Linked DNA regions of Homo sapiens: region 2 is linked to region 1. Evidence: chromatin loops called from intact Hi-C (ENCODE). Cell type or tissue: PC-9. All regions are shown on one strand.

What was found. Peaks named below come from ENCODE experiments on the same cell type or tissue, not always from the same donor. Only the 100,000 strongest peaks of a DNase experiment are listed, where the experiment ranks them.
Region 2: it touches region 1 in a loop (5-fold over the local background); 19 of 110 quality-filtered maps call a loop at or near these places.

The regions. Positions count from the first base shown.
Region 1 is chr12:18,858,064-18,866,063 of GRCh38, forward strand. No RefSeq gene overlaps it. Among named protein-coding and RNA genes, the nearest start is that of CAPZA3, 120 kb to the left of the region's middle. In PC-9, CTCF peaks have their summits at 3,397 (motif pointing right) and 3,600; no DNase peak of the experiment used is centred here.
Region 2 is chr12:19,270,383-19,278,382 of GRCh38, forward strand. It overlaps PLEKHA5 (pleckstrin homology domain containing A5), which reads left to right. Exons shown (of 32, transcript NM_001256470.2): 11 at 4,134-4,601. LOC124902892 (a long non-coding RNA gene) reads right to left here. Exons shown (of 3, transcript XR_007063235.1): 2 at 6,184-6,360; 3 at 5,302-5,383. Among named protein-coding and RNA genes, the nearest start is that of PLEKHA5, 140 kb to the left of the region's middle. In PC-9, no CTCF peak of the experiment used is centred here; a DNase peak (open chromatin) is centred at 3,689; H3K27ac peaks cover 1,029 bases.

The DNA of each region.
Region 1 (8,000 bases):
CATGTTCTTGGCAGAGTGATCCCTTTCAAATCTAAGTCAGATCACTTCACTTTGCTCAAAATGCCCCCATGGCTCCTGAAGGCAAACCCTGACAATACCCTGTAGGTTTTGTGTGCTCTTGCCCCTGTGACCTCCCTGATTTCATCTCGTACACTCTCAATCTTGCTCACTATACTCTTATGTTGGTCTCCAAGCTTCCTTACATACACCAGGCATGCTCCCACCCGAGGGCTTTGCACTGGCTATTCTCACTGCCTGAAACGGTCTTTCCCCTCCTTCAAGTCTTTGCTCAAATATCCTCTCCTCAGAAGGCGATCTGTACGACAAAATGCTACCCTCTTAGCCCACCCCTCACGCCCAACATACACACACATGCACACAGGTGTCTTCTTCTTGATTTTTACAGCACTTATTACTTTCTAAAGTATTATAGAATTAACTTATTATGTTTATTTCTTCTCTTCCTAGAATGTAAGACACACAAGCAGGGATTTTTGTGTCTTTGATATACAAATAAGTCCCAAACACTAGAACAATGCCTGCTGAAGAGTGGCAGAAGGATTTTTTTCTAGCTAAAGGCACTTGGAAAACAACAGATACAAAAGGGACACTCTGACCTCCCTGTGCCAGGAGAGAATAAATATTCTTGTCACCAGAAATGGAGAGTGGAAACAGAAAAATCTGGACAAGGAAACCTTGTTAAAATCACTCATCTTCCTTTAGCCTTCCCATACATTTTAGTTACTTTTGCACAATTGTCACACTTTGTTCAACCTACTCTATAAGCACTTAGGTCTTGCCAATTCTTTGGACCTTCATTTTCCTATGGGGGCTCCCATGCACATGTAGAAATTTGTGTGCGTTTCTCCTGTTAATCTGTCTGATATCAATTTAATTCTCAAGCCCAGCTGGAGACCGTAAGTAGGTAAAGTCTTACCTCTCCTAAACAGAAACACAATTTGGCGCTCAATAAATATGAGTTTAGGATACGAATTTGTAAATGAAAAGCTAATTGAATTACTCAATACATCTCTCATAGAGAAGGACGGCTACTTTGCTAAATAAATGGGATCAGAGATTTCTCCATGAATATTTATTTTTATTATTCCCTTACTCTTCTTAAAGTTTACATCTCTTAGAGCATAGTATTTAAAAATCTATTTGTATTTAAAACTTACTCATATATAAACATTTATGAAAAATATCTCCACTAAGCTCATTTCCTAGTTTTCATACATAAATTCCATCTAGAACCTACTTAAAATGTCTCTATGTCTGATATTTTAAAATGGAATTTATATAGAAAGTTTTCATATCACATATTTTAATTATATTTATCTCAATGTCTGATTTGATACTTTTTTAAAATTGGAGGAATAGTGTTGCAAAGACTTGTCATTTCTAACAGTGACAACTGCACTGTCATTGCCATCTTTCTGTTTGTGAGCTATTTGTGAGCTGAAAGTGATAGACTCTTGCCACTTAATGAACTCCACTTGGCAGACAGAAGACCTACATGTCACACACTTCAGTAACTCTCTCCTCCTGCAGCTCCCACATGTCCACGTTTTCCTCTTTCCTCTTCTAATATGCTGTCTGGTTCCACTTTTAATAGTGCCAGTTGCCAGTTTTACATACAGTCATTGCCTAGACTGCAACAGATTGGATTACTAACCTCATTCCTAAAAGTCAGGCTCCCTCCTTGAAAACCCTGCATGACCAGAAAGGATGGATTATGGCGAATGCAGGTGAGCCTTAGTGCCCCTGAGTAGCCCGTGAGGCAGTTTTCAGGAGTACTTTATCATCCCAGAATCATATTCAGCTCTTTTTTCTCTTTTTTCCACTCTAATATCCTGCTTTCCTCTTCCTCCCTGAAGTGAAGTGAATGAGTTCTGCTCTTGACCTTTTTCTACCAAATATGTAGTCACCTACAAAAAACCCTACCACCATCCCATTCCCTTGTTCATTTCACCCCCACCTTTCTCATGACTTCCTTTCTTTTGTAGATAATTGTTGCCTAAAGGACGTCTTATTCCCAATAGAATATATAAAGCTTGCTAAAGTATTTCTTTAAAAATTTTTAGACTGTTTTTTTTGTAGTAAGGTTTAAAATCATTAGCATTTCCATCCATTAGAGGCAAATTTGCACTCTAGAAAGGAAGGAGATAATTAAGGCCGTGGCTAAATAGCTGTCTTTCTAGATCACTTTTTCCCTAATATGAACCCCATTGTGCACCAAAACAAAACAAAACAAAAACAATTGGAGGCAGAAAAGCATGAAGCAAGCCGTTGATTTAGAGACTGAAATCTTACATACAAATTTAATAGCCTTGTTACTTTTTGGCCGATGACTTTGGGCAATCTGGAGTCTTATTTTCTTCCTAGAACATTGTAATGTCTACTTCTAGGATACTGTGTGACAGTAAAGCTGACATCTCTGAAATAAGCCTGTAGACTTTAAAAAGTTTTCAGAACAAGTTCGCCTCGGTGGTGTACACTTGCAGTCCCAGCTACTGAGGAGGATCACTTGAACCCAGGAGTTTGACACTACCCTGGGCAACATAGTAAGATAGTAAGACCTCCTATCTCTCTCTAAATAAATAAATAAATAAATAAATAAATAAATAAATAAATAAATACAAATAAATAAAATGTTTTAAAAACATACATGACTATTGCTGAAGATCCTAAAATAAGGCTACCTGCTTAAAAGCATAAATTAAAAGAAAATGTCAATCTCATTTATGAAAAATTAAAAAACAAACTTTAAGGCCTAGGTATAAGATCTGAGACTAACCATACTGCAGTATATACATGAAAAGGTACCATCTAGGGATTTTTTAGACTTAAATTTTAATCATAAAATACTTCAAACATTAAAAGTACAGAAAATGCTATAACAGTTACCTACTACATACCACTAACATTAAACAGATGTTAACATTTTCCATAATGTGTTTTAGCTTTCTCTCTTTTGAGGATACAAAATGTTACAGTTAAAATTAAAGCCCTTCCTCCCTTCTTTCCTTTTGTCTTCCTCTCTAAACAACCACTTTCCTGAAGTTTTTCTATATCTTTCCATATAAGTTTTGAGACATTTACCTCCACAAAGAAAATGTACTACTGTTTCATATATTTTTAAATTTTACATACATAATATGCATATAAATATTTGTATCTTTTTAACCTCCTTTCTTCCTGTTAAAAATGTGTTTTTGTGCTTTACCTGTGTTGATATCTGAAGGTCTACTTTCTTTACACAGCTCTGCAACATGATGTTGAAGAACTACTATGTATGCGTTTTCTTATAAACGTACAGGTTTCTCCCTAAAAGTGTAATTGCTGCGTTTATGGCAGATGACCATCTTCACATTTACAGCCCCACTGAAAATTCACAATCTCTCCAGTAGGTGTCATCAGAATTATTAAGTTTTACATATTAGATAAGTATCATATGGTATGTCTGAATGTTTTAATTTATATTTCCCAGAATACTAGCAATATTGAGAATCTTTTCAAATTTTTATTGGCATTCAGTTTTCTTCTTCTACTAATTACCTATCATTACCTTTACCTATTTTTCCATTGCATTGTTTTTCTTTTTATCATCAATTTGTAGAAGCTCTTTATATATTCTGGATACTAATCCTTTGATGGCTATAGTATTACAAGTTTCTTGTAGTTTTTATCTTCTTTTTTCATATTTTTCATGGTATCTTATAGAAGCTAGTATGTAGTCAAATTTGTTAATATTCTCCTTAATAGTTTGTGCCTTTGCATCATACATAAAAAACCCTTACCTGATGTAATTCACCTATTATTTTCCCTGTTTTCTTCTAAATTTGTATTATTTTACTTTTTAAGCCCTTAGTTTATCCAGAATTCAATATGTATAAATGTACAGATATAGAATTTTTCAATATCAATAACAAATTGTCACAATGTCATTTACTTAATAATCCATCCTGCTCCCACCAAAATTTTATTGCCACCCTCACTATATAAATAGATTGGGCTCTAAATTCCTTTTTCTTTTCCATTGGTTTGTCTATTTCTGTGTCAACCCTCAGTTTTTACTCATAGGATTTACAAAAGTTATAATACCTAGTCAGACAAATCTACCATTATTTTTATTCTTCAAGATTGTGTTGACTTTTCTCGGTCATTTATATTTCCATATATATGTGAGAATTTGTCTGTCAAATTCTATTCAAAAGAAATTGATGATATCTTTATTGAAAGTACACTAAATTTATAAATTAATTTGGATATGTTTCCATCATTATGAATTTGAGTTTTCCCAACCACAAATTACGATATCACAGTCATATTACATCTTTTCAATCAGTTAAGCCTTCTTTTAATGAAGTTTTAAAATTTTCTATGTAAAAGTCTCAGTAATGTTTTATAAGTGTTTTTCTACATATCATATAGTTTTGTCTCCTATTACAAATGATATGTAAAAATTTTATAGTACATTTTCTGAGGAAGACAGCATACCAAGTGATTAACAGAACAAGTTCAGGTATTGAAACCAAAAGACTCGAGTTCAAATCTTGCCTTTGCCATTTACAAGGTGTGTCACCTAAAGCAAGTTATTTTAATCTCTCAGTATCTCTAGGGGATAATTCACTCATCTGTCAAATCGAGGGTCATAAAAATACCTACTTCAGAAAATTCTGGTGGTGATTACATTAAAGAAGGAGAAAGAGAAAGAGAGACAGAGAAAGAGAGAGAGGACTCAGAACAGCTTGGCACATGGTAAATGACTAATAGATGTTCATTGGTCATATCAGTTAGGATAGGCTAGGGGATGCTACATTAACAAATAACCCTAAAATTTCAATGACTGAAAATGAAGTTTACTTCTTGTTTATGCTGTATGTCTATCATGTATTAGGTAGGGCACTATTCTCTTTTGTCCTCACCCCAGGACCCAAATTGTCTATAGAGCAACCAATATCTGGAAGATATGGCAGTCTTCCGGATAATGGTGCTCTATCAATTTGCCACGTGGAAGATGACTGCCATTCCTTGTTCCAAGAAACAAAGGAAAAGAGCAGCAAATCTTGTGCTGTCTCTTACAGCTTCTACCTGGAAGAGACAGGCATCACTTCTGTTTACACTTCATTGTTCACAGCAAGTCACATGATCAAACCTAACTTCAAGGAGACAAGAAAGTGAAATCCTACCCTGTACTAATACAAAATCAAAAATATTTAGTGAACAGTTTCTTCTGTCATAGCTGTTGGTATGGTTTATTAAAATTAAATTTTTTATCTTAATTTTAAATTTAATTGACTTGCTAAATTATTGTGTTAGTTCTAACGGTCTTATTTTGTTTCATAGTTTTATTTTGTTCATTTAAAGAAACTAAACTAACATAGTTAACCCTATTGTACAGGTTCCTAAGATCATATGGCTAATGAACTGTGAAAATCAAATTTGAGGCCAGATTTCTCTGCCTTCAAAATCCATTTTCTTCCCACTACAAAATCATTTAATATCTCGTAACATTTAGTATTTAGTTCCTTAATCCATTTGGAAGAGTCTGACTTATTTTCTCTTGAAATTGTATGGTAAATATGCCACCACTGTGTACAAATGATGACAGTTTTGTGTCTTGCTGCCCAATCCTTATGCTCTTCACTTCATTCCTTTGTGTGTTTAGGTGTGTTACCGTGCTGATTAAAAATTACAGTATAATGTTGAAGAAATTATAACTAGCAATTAAAATGTGAATTTTTGTGAATTTAATCAGTGTAACATATCTCATTTTTATATTAGTTTGCATTTCCTCAATTACTAGTGAAATTGAGCTTTTTTTTCTAGATGTTCTTGGCCACACAACTTTCCCTTTTGTGAATTGTCAATTCACACCCTTTGCTTTTTTTCTATTGCATTGTTTGCCTTTTTCTGCTGGTTTGTGAGAATGCTTATATATTCAGATACTAATCCTTTGTTAGTTAAATACATTGAAATACCTTCTTACATTGTGTCTTTGTCTTAGGAAAGTTTTACGTTTTAACATAGTCAAAATTTCTTCCTTTATGTTTTGAGTTTTTGTCTTTTTTAAAGAGATACTCACTATGAAAAAATTACATATAACATTTTTCCATATTTCTTCTAAATGGTTTCCATTTTTATGTTCACATTTAGTTCCTTAATGCATTTGGAATTGACCTATGAGCTCTGTATGGTTGGGATCCTCTGGGGGAAGGGAGAGTGGGTAAAAGCAAGAGTTAGAAGCATTTCTTAAGAGAAGCATTTCTTTAGAAGCATTCACTCCACACCAACATACTGACCGTGAAAAACGTTTTTATGAAGAATGTTAATTACCTCTCTCAGAACACCTAATTTTCTGCAGAGCATAGTTTAGGAAATTCTGAAACCAGTGAATTCTATCTAAATTTTGAAAGACAGGAGGGAAACCAACAATTCAGTGACCCCTAAGTGAAAAACATTATGTTAGTTTAGGTATGTTCCCGTAACTCATTTCATCCTCAAAAAAAAAAAAAAAAAAAAAAACTAAACTAATATTATTAATCCCATTGTACAGGTTCCTAAGATCATATGGCTAATGAACTGTGAAAATCAAATTTGAGGCCAGATTTCTCTGCCTTCAAAATCCATTTCCTTCCATTTTCTTCCCACTACAAAATCATTTAGTATATTGTAAGGCTGAAGCACAAATTAATACATTAGGATTTTAAGACAAAGTGAGAACCAGAAAAGAGAGAAGGAGGCTCTGGTAGAAGGTAATGGCTACTTGCTTTTAAATACATAAGCAAACTACATCTCTTTAAGTGTCACCTAGACTGTATGATTATTTTGAAGTTAAAAACATGTGCTAGGATTCAAGTTATATAGACCTGAGTTTAAACCTGCTTATACCAAGCAAGCTATTTTCCTAACCTCAGTAAAAGGGGGATAATAACAGCTACTACACAAGACTGCTGGGTGGATTACATGAGTTACATGGAAAAGGCATCCAGCACTCTGTTTGATACGTAATAGACCCTGAAATGTTAGTTCCTTTAAACCTCAATTGTATACATATGTATCCAGAAACCTTCACAGGGTCTCTACAGCCTGAAGAATACTGGAAGCCATCGTCTGCTCTTGCTTTCCTTTTGTTTTCTTCTCTGTTTCTTCTCTGCCTCTGCCTCAGGCAACACTTTGTTGGTAATACTGGACCCACTGTATAACCAGGTATCCTGTTATTAATTATGACTAGGTTCAGCCCAGTGGAGCTAAATTACTTTCATAAGGCCAAATCAGCACCAGAATGAGTCACCAACACACTGAGACAGTTTTCCTCCTCCCCCAGGGTTTGCTCCACAGTGGACACAGCTGCCTTCGGGTTCTTAGAGGTTAGAGGGTTACTGAAGAGTGACTGAGAGTGACCTCGGATATCTTGTTGCTTGCCCTCCTGCAGCATCCCATAAATGAACAAGTTGGCATCCATCGGGAATTAGCTGGGTCATACCAGGACAAGGAAAAATGTTATATTGATTCTGTCTCTGGTTCTACTCAAACCTGCTTCTTTCCTGTAAATTTCTCTCTCATTCTTTCTTTCTCTCAGTTCTCTTTTTTAAATGTTTCTCCCCTCCATCTGGTATTTTCCTTCTCTTCGTTCTCCCCTGTGACATCTGCCATCTCCACCCTATTCCCATTCTCCTCCTCATCTCCTCCTTCTTTCTTGTTCTGTTCAAAAATAATAATAATAACAACAACCATAATAAGTAGTTGCCTGCTGATTGTACTGCAGGAACATAGACTGCTTCCATTCGTGATCACAGGTGGCTTCCCAAGTCCCGCCAGCCTGGCGGCTGAATTTTTGGGTCATAGTGAGGCAGGTAGGTAGGAGGGTGTGAGTGATAAAATGTCCAGTACAGTCAAATGCATTGTAGCTCCTTACATTTATGTTGCTAATGCACTCCAAGCCAATCACAATAAAGTTTCCAATGGAAAATCATCAAATTCAGTCTATAGAGATT
Region 2 (8,000 bases), 410 kb after region 1:
GTTTCATTTTTTCAACATTTCTGATTAATTTTTATTGTTTTTGTAATGAATGTCTCCAGAAAATAGTTCGTCAAGCATTTAGATTGTTTCCAAATCCACTTCTTGGTGAATTGTACCTTTTTTATATTGAAACTCCACTACTCAGATTCCTTGATAATATAGATAAGTGCTGTTAAAATTGACCCATGTATTTTTCCCTGCTTGAAGATACGAATCATTTTAATATTCTTCAGTATAGCTAGTTAGAGGAAATCTGATTCTCAGACTACATAAATACAAGTAGTATAATGTGCTTTTTAAAAAATATATATTCCTGTAATTCGAAGAAAAAATTATGATGCAAGTTAATTTTTCTTCCAGTCAGTGACAGCTGAGCACATATCTTATGTAAGAAAGATGCTAATGTGCATCTTTTTTCCCTCTTCTTTTTTTTCCCTCTTCTCAGGAAATTAGGGATTGTTACAGTATACATCTAGTCCTTTGTTTTTCTTATTCTAGTGTGCATTTTAATAAAGTCTTGGCTTTTTGGCTAAAAGACTTAGGTTGATGCTGTGTATTTGTGCTATTTTTGTAAATATCAAGTCTAAATCAAGTTACCCAATCACTAGTAATTAGAGCTGGGGAAAAACTGAAAAGAAAAGAGGGTCTAGGATATAGCTCTAGGACATCTATTTTTAAGAAAAACCACTTTTGCCACATGCATATTGCAGGATGAGAGCAGATAGAAGGAAAATCTGTTTTTGGAATTGCATGTGTAAAAATTACCTGAGTAGCATAAAGATGAGGTGGTTAGCACTGATAACGAGAGAAAATGTGTAGGTGAAGAGAATTCATTTAAAATCTTCAGGCTGAGCATGGTGGCTCACACCTGTAATTCTAGCACTTTGGGAGGTTGAGGGATCACTTGAGCCCAGGATTTTGAGATCAGCCTGGGCAACATGATGAAACACCATCTGTACCAAAAATACAAAAATTAGCTGGGCGTAGTACCACACTCTTGTAGTCCCTGCTACTCAGGAGGCTGAAGCATGAGGATCACTTGAATCAGGAGGTTGAGGCTGCTGTGAGCTGTGACTGTGCCACTGCACTCCAGCCTAGACAACGGAGTGAGACCCTGTCAAAAAAAAATAAAAATAAAACTTCAATACTTTTAACTTCAAAGCAAAATTTTTAGGAAATTGTTTAGAATACAGAAATCTGTATAATAATTAAAATATTTATGTCCAAATAATTTCAATATTGTATATTATACTTTTCTCAGAATTTCAGCATGTTTCTACTTTATTTTATTAAATTTACCACTCTAAAAACTGATAATTACTCGTAATTTGGGATGATAAAGATGGCAATTATTTGGCTTGGCTTTTGGCAACCTGATAGTTCACTAGTTAGGTGCTTATACAGTTTTCAGCCGTCTTTGTTAGTGTAATCTACTCAGACAAGATTTATTAATACCACCTGCGTGCCCAGCTTAGAGTCCGTTATCCTGTAGAAATTATGTGTTTTCTTCTACTCCTAGTTGTTGGCATTTTTATCCCACTCTATTAGATTTAGTCATTCAAAGTGAAAGTAAGTATAGAGAGATTTTGTTTGCTTGGTTTTAAGCTAATGCACTCATTTTGCTGTATGGCTCAAATACTTAAAATATTTATCAGAGCTTATCACTGTAATACAACATCCAGTTTTTAACTTGAGAGTTCATTCTCCCTAACTTTATAAAGTATTTCACCTGTTCACGATAATGTCATAGTCTCCTAGTGTGCAGATCATTGATGGCCCAAAGAAAAAAAAATCTAAGTATAATATGGATTCTCTGAATAATTTTCATCTCTAAGCCCATTATTTTCATTTTATATATCTCAGTGTATTTTCTGCAATAACTTAAATGTCACTTTTTAAAATTAGATCACAAGTTTTATATTATTTATGGTACCTTAGCATACTTTTCTGAGTCAGCTTTGTTCCATTTAGAGAAAAGTCATCATATGTGTCTTTTTGACTACTTTTTCAATGATAAATCTTGGGGAAAAAGAAAAAAAACCCACCACAGTTTTAATTTAAAATAATAGCTTTAGGCTGAGCACGGTGGCTCACGCTTGTAACCCCAATAATGTAGGAGGCCAAGGTGGGAGGATTGCTTGAGCCCAGGAGTTCAAGACCAACCTAGGTGACCAGTGAGACCCCGTCTCTAAAAAAATTTAAAAATTAGCTAGGTGTGGTGGCGTGTACCTATAGTCCCGGCTGCTCGGGAGGCTGAGAGGGAAGGATCACTTGAGCCCAGAAAGTTGAGGTTGCAGAGAGCCAAGATCACGTCACTGCACTCCCCCCTGGGTTATACGGCAAGAGACCTTATCTCAAATAATAATGATAATAATCATGATGACAGTAATAATAATAGCTTTAGATAGACTACAGTAAATATGTTTTAAAAATCTTTTCAGTTATTTTATGTTTAATGTTAAAATTCCTACCCTCCCAAATAGCAAGGGATACATATGCTTTTAGTGTAAATGTTCTATGCCTTCTTTGTTGTTCTTGTTTTGAGATGGAGTCTCGCTCTGTCGCCCAGGCTGGAGTGCAGTGGCACGATCTCAGCTCACTCCAAACTCTGCCTCTCAGGTTCAAGCAATTCTCCTGCCTCAGCCTCCCGAGTAGGTGGGATTACAGATGTCCTCCACCAAGCCAGCTAATTTTTTTTTTATTTTTCGTAGAGACGGGGTCTCACCATTTTGGCCCGGCTGGTCTCAAACACCTGATCTTAGGTGATCCACCCACCCTGGCCTCCCAAAGTGCTGGGATTACAGGCATCAGTGGCCACACCTGGCCAACTTTTATTTTTCAAGAGAAAGAAGCACATAGTCTATCTTAGTAAATTTTCCCAATGTCTAATGTTGCCTCCAATCTAGAAGCCATGGTTTATATTTAACCTAAATATATGGATGGTTCATAACTTTACTCCAAGAAAAATAGTCACCTTTTTTTTTTAATTTTTTTTCCTTGGTGACCATATTCCAAAGCTTCTAGATATCTTCATCTATAGTTGATTACAGATATATGTATATAGATCTACATCCTTTCCACACGTCATAAACATTGGCAGCATTACCACACCTAGTTTCTGATAGAAGCATTTTTATTTATTGGAATATGGAGGGTTGGCTGGCTCCTGAGAGGCCTCCTAGAGTGGCATGATCTTGGCAGTTTCGTGCAGGTTCACACACTCAGCTTGATCTTTTCAGAGTCTGGAAGTGATTAGGCTCAGGGAAAGACCTAGATATGGCAACTAGAATAGTGAGCAAGTACAACTGTCGAGTGACCTAGACACATGCTGTTAACGAGCTCATTCTTTCAGTGGCCAGGTGGACATGGGATGCCAGATTCTAACCCAAGATTGCTTGATGTGTTGGAATTATAATGGTAAAATAAGGTCTGTGCCAGCCACTCATTAACTCATCTGATTCTCACAAGAACCCTCTGATCTTGGTGGCACAATCATACCCATTTACCAAAGAGGAAGCATAGGCACTTTAAGTGTTCTGTACTTTGCCTGAAGACTCAGCTAGTAAGAACAGAGTTGCAAGCTGGACATGTGCAGTCAGACTCCAAGAGCTCTAAAATCATACTGAGTTCCTCTTGAATACAAACAAAAGGAGTTAATTATATGGTTCAGATCTTTGATAGCATCAGACTATGATTTCCTGTTGCAGCCATTTCCACAACCAGACTCATGTTTGTCTCATGAGTCAACAAGCAGCTAACCTTGGCTGGGAGCCATGTGGCTCCTTTCAAGGGACTATCTACTGTGGTCCTTTAAGTGTAGACTTTGTGGTTTAACTGTCATAAGGCAATCTTAATTTGCTTTATTTTCAGATTCCTAATGGTGGGAGCACACATCACTTTTTACGCTCTAGTTCTTTATGTTTTCTTTTTCCCCCTTTCTGTTTATACATTCTGGTGTTGTGCTTGAATGTTAATATCACAGCATTGGGTATTTGTGTAGACTTGTCCACTGTGACCCTTTCCAGTCCCCTGGCCCCCACCCCCGTAAAGTATAATTTTTCCTAGATTGAATCCCAGAAGTAATATGTACATTATTTCATCTGATTTACTATGATTTTCTTCTCTGATTTCAGAGTGGACAAGATTACATCTGAAAATGCACCAACTAAAGAAACCAATAACATTCCCAACCATAGAGTGCTAATTAAACCAGAGATCCAAAACAATCAAAAAAACAAGGAAATGAGCAAAATTGAAGAAAAAAAGGCATTAGAAGCTGAAAAATATGGATTTCAGAAGGATGGTCAAGATAGACCCTTAACAAAAATTAATAGTGTAAAGCTGAATTCTCTGCCATCTGAATATGAGAGTGGGTCAGCATGCCCTGCTCAGACTGTGCACTACAGACCAATCAACTTGAGCAGTTCAGAGAACAAAATAGTCAATGTTAGCCTGGCAGATCTTAGAGGTGGAAATCGCCCCAATACAGGGCCCTTATACACAGAGGCCGATCGAGTCATACAGAGAACAAATTCAATGCAGCAGTTGGAACAGTGGATTAAAATCCAGAAGGGGAGGGGTCATGAAGAAGAAACCAGGGGGTAAGTGTCTGTCTTGTCATTATGAACCCAGGTTTCTTTGATGCTGTGTTGGTGGAGATTGGTTTCTGAGCTACTGATTAAAATATTGGTTTAAATTGTGTTTTAGCTGTTATAGCTTCATTACTACGTCTTTTGTTTATAATGATCAGATATAAGTATTTATTCTCTGTCTCTTATGTTCTGTCACCCAACTTTGCTAATGGCAAGGAGTCATCCTTCCTGGCCAAGCACAAGGAAAGGCTTGGGTTACAGGCAGAGATCGAGTTTATTTGGGAGAGGGAGGGAGCAAGCCCTGTCCTCCCAACCCACCCCTGTCTTGTCCCCTGCCATTATCACCTCTTCTCTGACTGTCCTCCATTACCAGTTTCTGCAGGTTGGTACAATGCAAGGATCTCCTGAGACAAGTAATATGGAGGCAGCAAAGGCCTACTGCTCTCTAATTCCCAGTCTTATTCTTGGGCTTTCTTTAAATCAGAATGCACATAACTATTAAATTCAAGGCCAGGCGCAGTTTTTCGGCTTGTAATCCCAGCACTTTGGGAGGCCAAAGCAGGAGAATCGTTTGATGCCAGGAGTTTGAGACCAGCCTGGGCAACCTAGCAAGACCCTATCTCTGTAAAAAATTCTTAAAAATTAGCCAAGCATAGTGGTGCATACCTGTAGTACCTACTACTTGGGGGAAGTTGAAGTGGGAGGATTGCTTGAGCCCAGGAGTTGGGAGCTGCAGTGAGCTATGACTGTGCCAGTGCACTCCAGCGTGGCAGCACAGTGAGAACCCAACTCTAAAAAAAAAAATGTAAATATATTTATATGAGCATTTATTCATTTTTGCATGCACCTTTTCTTAATATATTTATTTTGCAACTACTATATGCTAATTGTGGGACCGCAAAGTAAAATAATGAAAAGATACAGTCCAGATACTCACAGAGATAATTCTCTAGTAGAGGAGACAATTGAATAAGTAGATGCAATTTAGTGTGACAAATACAATGAAGGCAGACCAGGGTGCTGTAGGAACACATTTCGGGACAACAGCACAATCTTAAGGATTCAGAGTCTAGGAAAACCTTTGTAGAGGAAGCAAAACACAAGCAGTGATACGAAGAATAACATGCATATTATGGCTTAGATATGCAAAGCGCCAGGCTTGGTAGAGAACAGAAGAATCAAAAGAAATCCAGTATGACTTGATTGTAACTGGGGAATCAATGAGTGAAGAACAGGCTAGAGACATAAGCTAGGAGAGAGAGATTCAGATTGGTGTCTCAGAAATCTGGATAATAAATTGGAGAAAGTTCAAAAGTTACTTAAGTGATTGAAGTGAGAAGAGGATGAGGATGTATTCGGGATATAATTGACAAGTCTAGTTGATTGCTTTGATGTGCTTGATTGCAAACTCGTCTTGCTCAAGATTAAGTTTGGTGCCGGGCAAGGTGGCTTGAGTCTGTAATCCCAGCACTTCGGGAGGCCAAGGCGGGCAGTTCAGTTGAGGCCAGGAGTTCGAGACCAGCCTGGCCAAGATGGTGAAACCCCATGTCTACTAAAAATACAAAGATTAGCCAGACATTTTAGTGCTCACCTGTAATCTCAGCTACTGGGGAGGCTGAGGCAGGAGAATCTCTTGAACCCGGGAGGCAGAGGTTGCAGTGAGCCAGGATCGTGCCACTGCACTCCAATCTGGAAGTTTCTTGAAGGAAATCAAAAATGACACCCTGCCTTTTAGGCCTGGGCAACTAGGGTGATTTGGTGCCTTTTACTGCAAAGAAAAGATTTGGGAAAAGAGAAGATAGTGGTTGGATGGGTTATGTGAGGTAATACATATGTTAATTAGCTTGGTTTAGCCATTCCACAATATACATATTTCAAAACATGTTGTTCACCATAAATATATATAATCTTATTTGTCAATTTTCTTTAAAAAGGAAACTGGCAGATGCTCAAATTTACCAGTAATCAGGGAATTGCACATTAAAGAAACAATTAGGCATTATTTTTCACTTACCAGATTGACCAAAATCATAAATAAAAGAATTAAGGCATAGATGAATAAAAATTAGATTACTTAATGTTGGATGGAATGACAGACATGAATAAGCTTATATATTACTAGCAGGAAAATAAATTAATACAATGTGATTAGACAGAAAAGAAGCAGGAAGCAGGTCTGGGGGGAAAAAAATGAAAGGATGTTTGGAAGTACTTGGGAAAGTAATCACTTTCAGAAAAATTATAAAAATCCAAATCAGAAGATTGGTGCGTCTCTGCTCACCAAGTTAAATCTTACTTCAAAGAAGAATCACTTTTCCCCGAAAATCATACTTTCTTAAGTTTAAAAGTGTATAGAGAGAGTCAACAGATATCTGGAAATTAGAGGATTTTTAAAAATTGTGAAGTATAAATACTAGTTTTAGGTTCCTTTATGAGTGTAATTAATATCAGTAAAGTCTTTCAGTGACTTCTTCCTTTTGGACATACACCAACAGCTTCTGAAGGCTGGTTTTAGGTTATTTTGAGCTAAGATTTTCTCTGGGTTCCTCCTACATTTTTGGGTTAACTGTTATGCCAGTTTTTATAAATACTGTTATTTAGATGTTCTTTTGAAATGGCTTGAGTCCACTTTGGATCATAAGAAAATATCATCTACATTATGATATAAACTTCATCATAAAAATAGTTGTAGTGTTTTATAATGAAATGATTTTTTATTGGTGGAATGAAACAATTGTAATTCAATATATAAATCATTTTTTAAAAAGCTTTATGAAAGTCTTCTATTATTAAAGTTCTGATAGAAAGAAAAAGGTTTAATATTTAGTCAAAATAGTAGATCCCTGCATCTGTGAACAAAGCTTTAAAGTTTCATTCTGAGTGGCAGGCACTGTTAAGATGCATGGTCCTTAAGCCATTGTTCTGCATGGCAGAATCACAGGGAAAGGGCTTTTATGGTGCTTGACAGGCAGCTGCTGGCCAATGGGGCACTAAATCTGATGTAGGAGCTTAGAGTGTTCATTTCTTAAGCTTTCAGTTAAAAGTAAATCACACTTTGCTTAATTTGAATTTCTTTGGGGAAAAAAGTCACTAAAGGGAATTGTAGTTTTGAAAAACAGGTCTCAAAGTGCTAGAAATATATGGGATAAAAATAAATTTGCTTGATAATAATTTAATTTTTAATTAAAATTCCCCAAATGTGGTTCCAAAGATGACAGAAGAGCCTTTTAATGTCATTAATTAGGCAAGCTTACTAAAAATATATATATCCTGCTGTTAATGATCATATGATAGTTGACAGTTCAGGTTCAATATACGTCTCTACAACAGGGTCCAACCCAAACATTATGAATACTTCAGAGCACTTGACAAAAGTGTTTTAGTGTAATTATATTTTTGAACTATAAT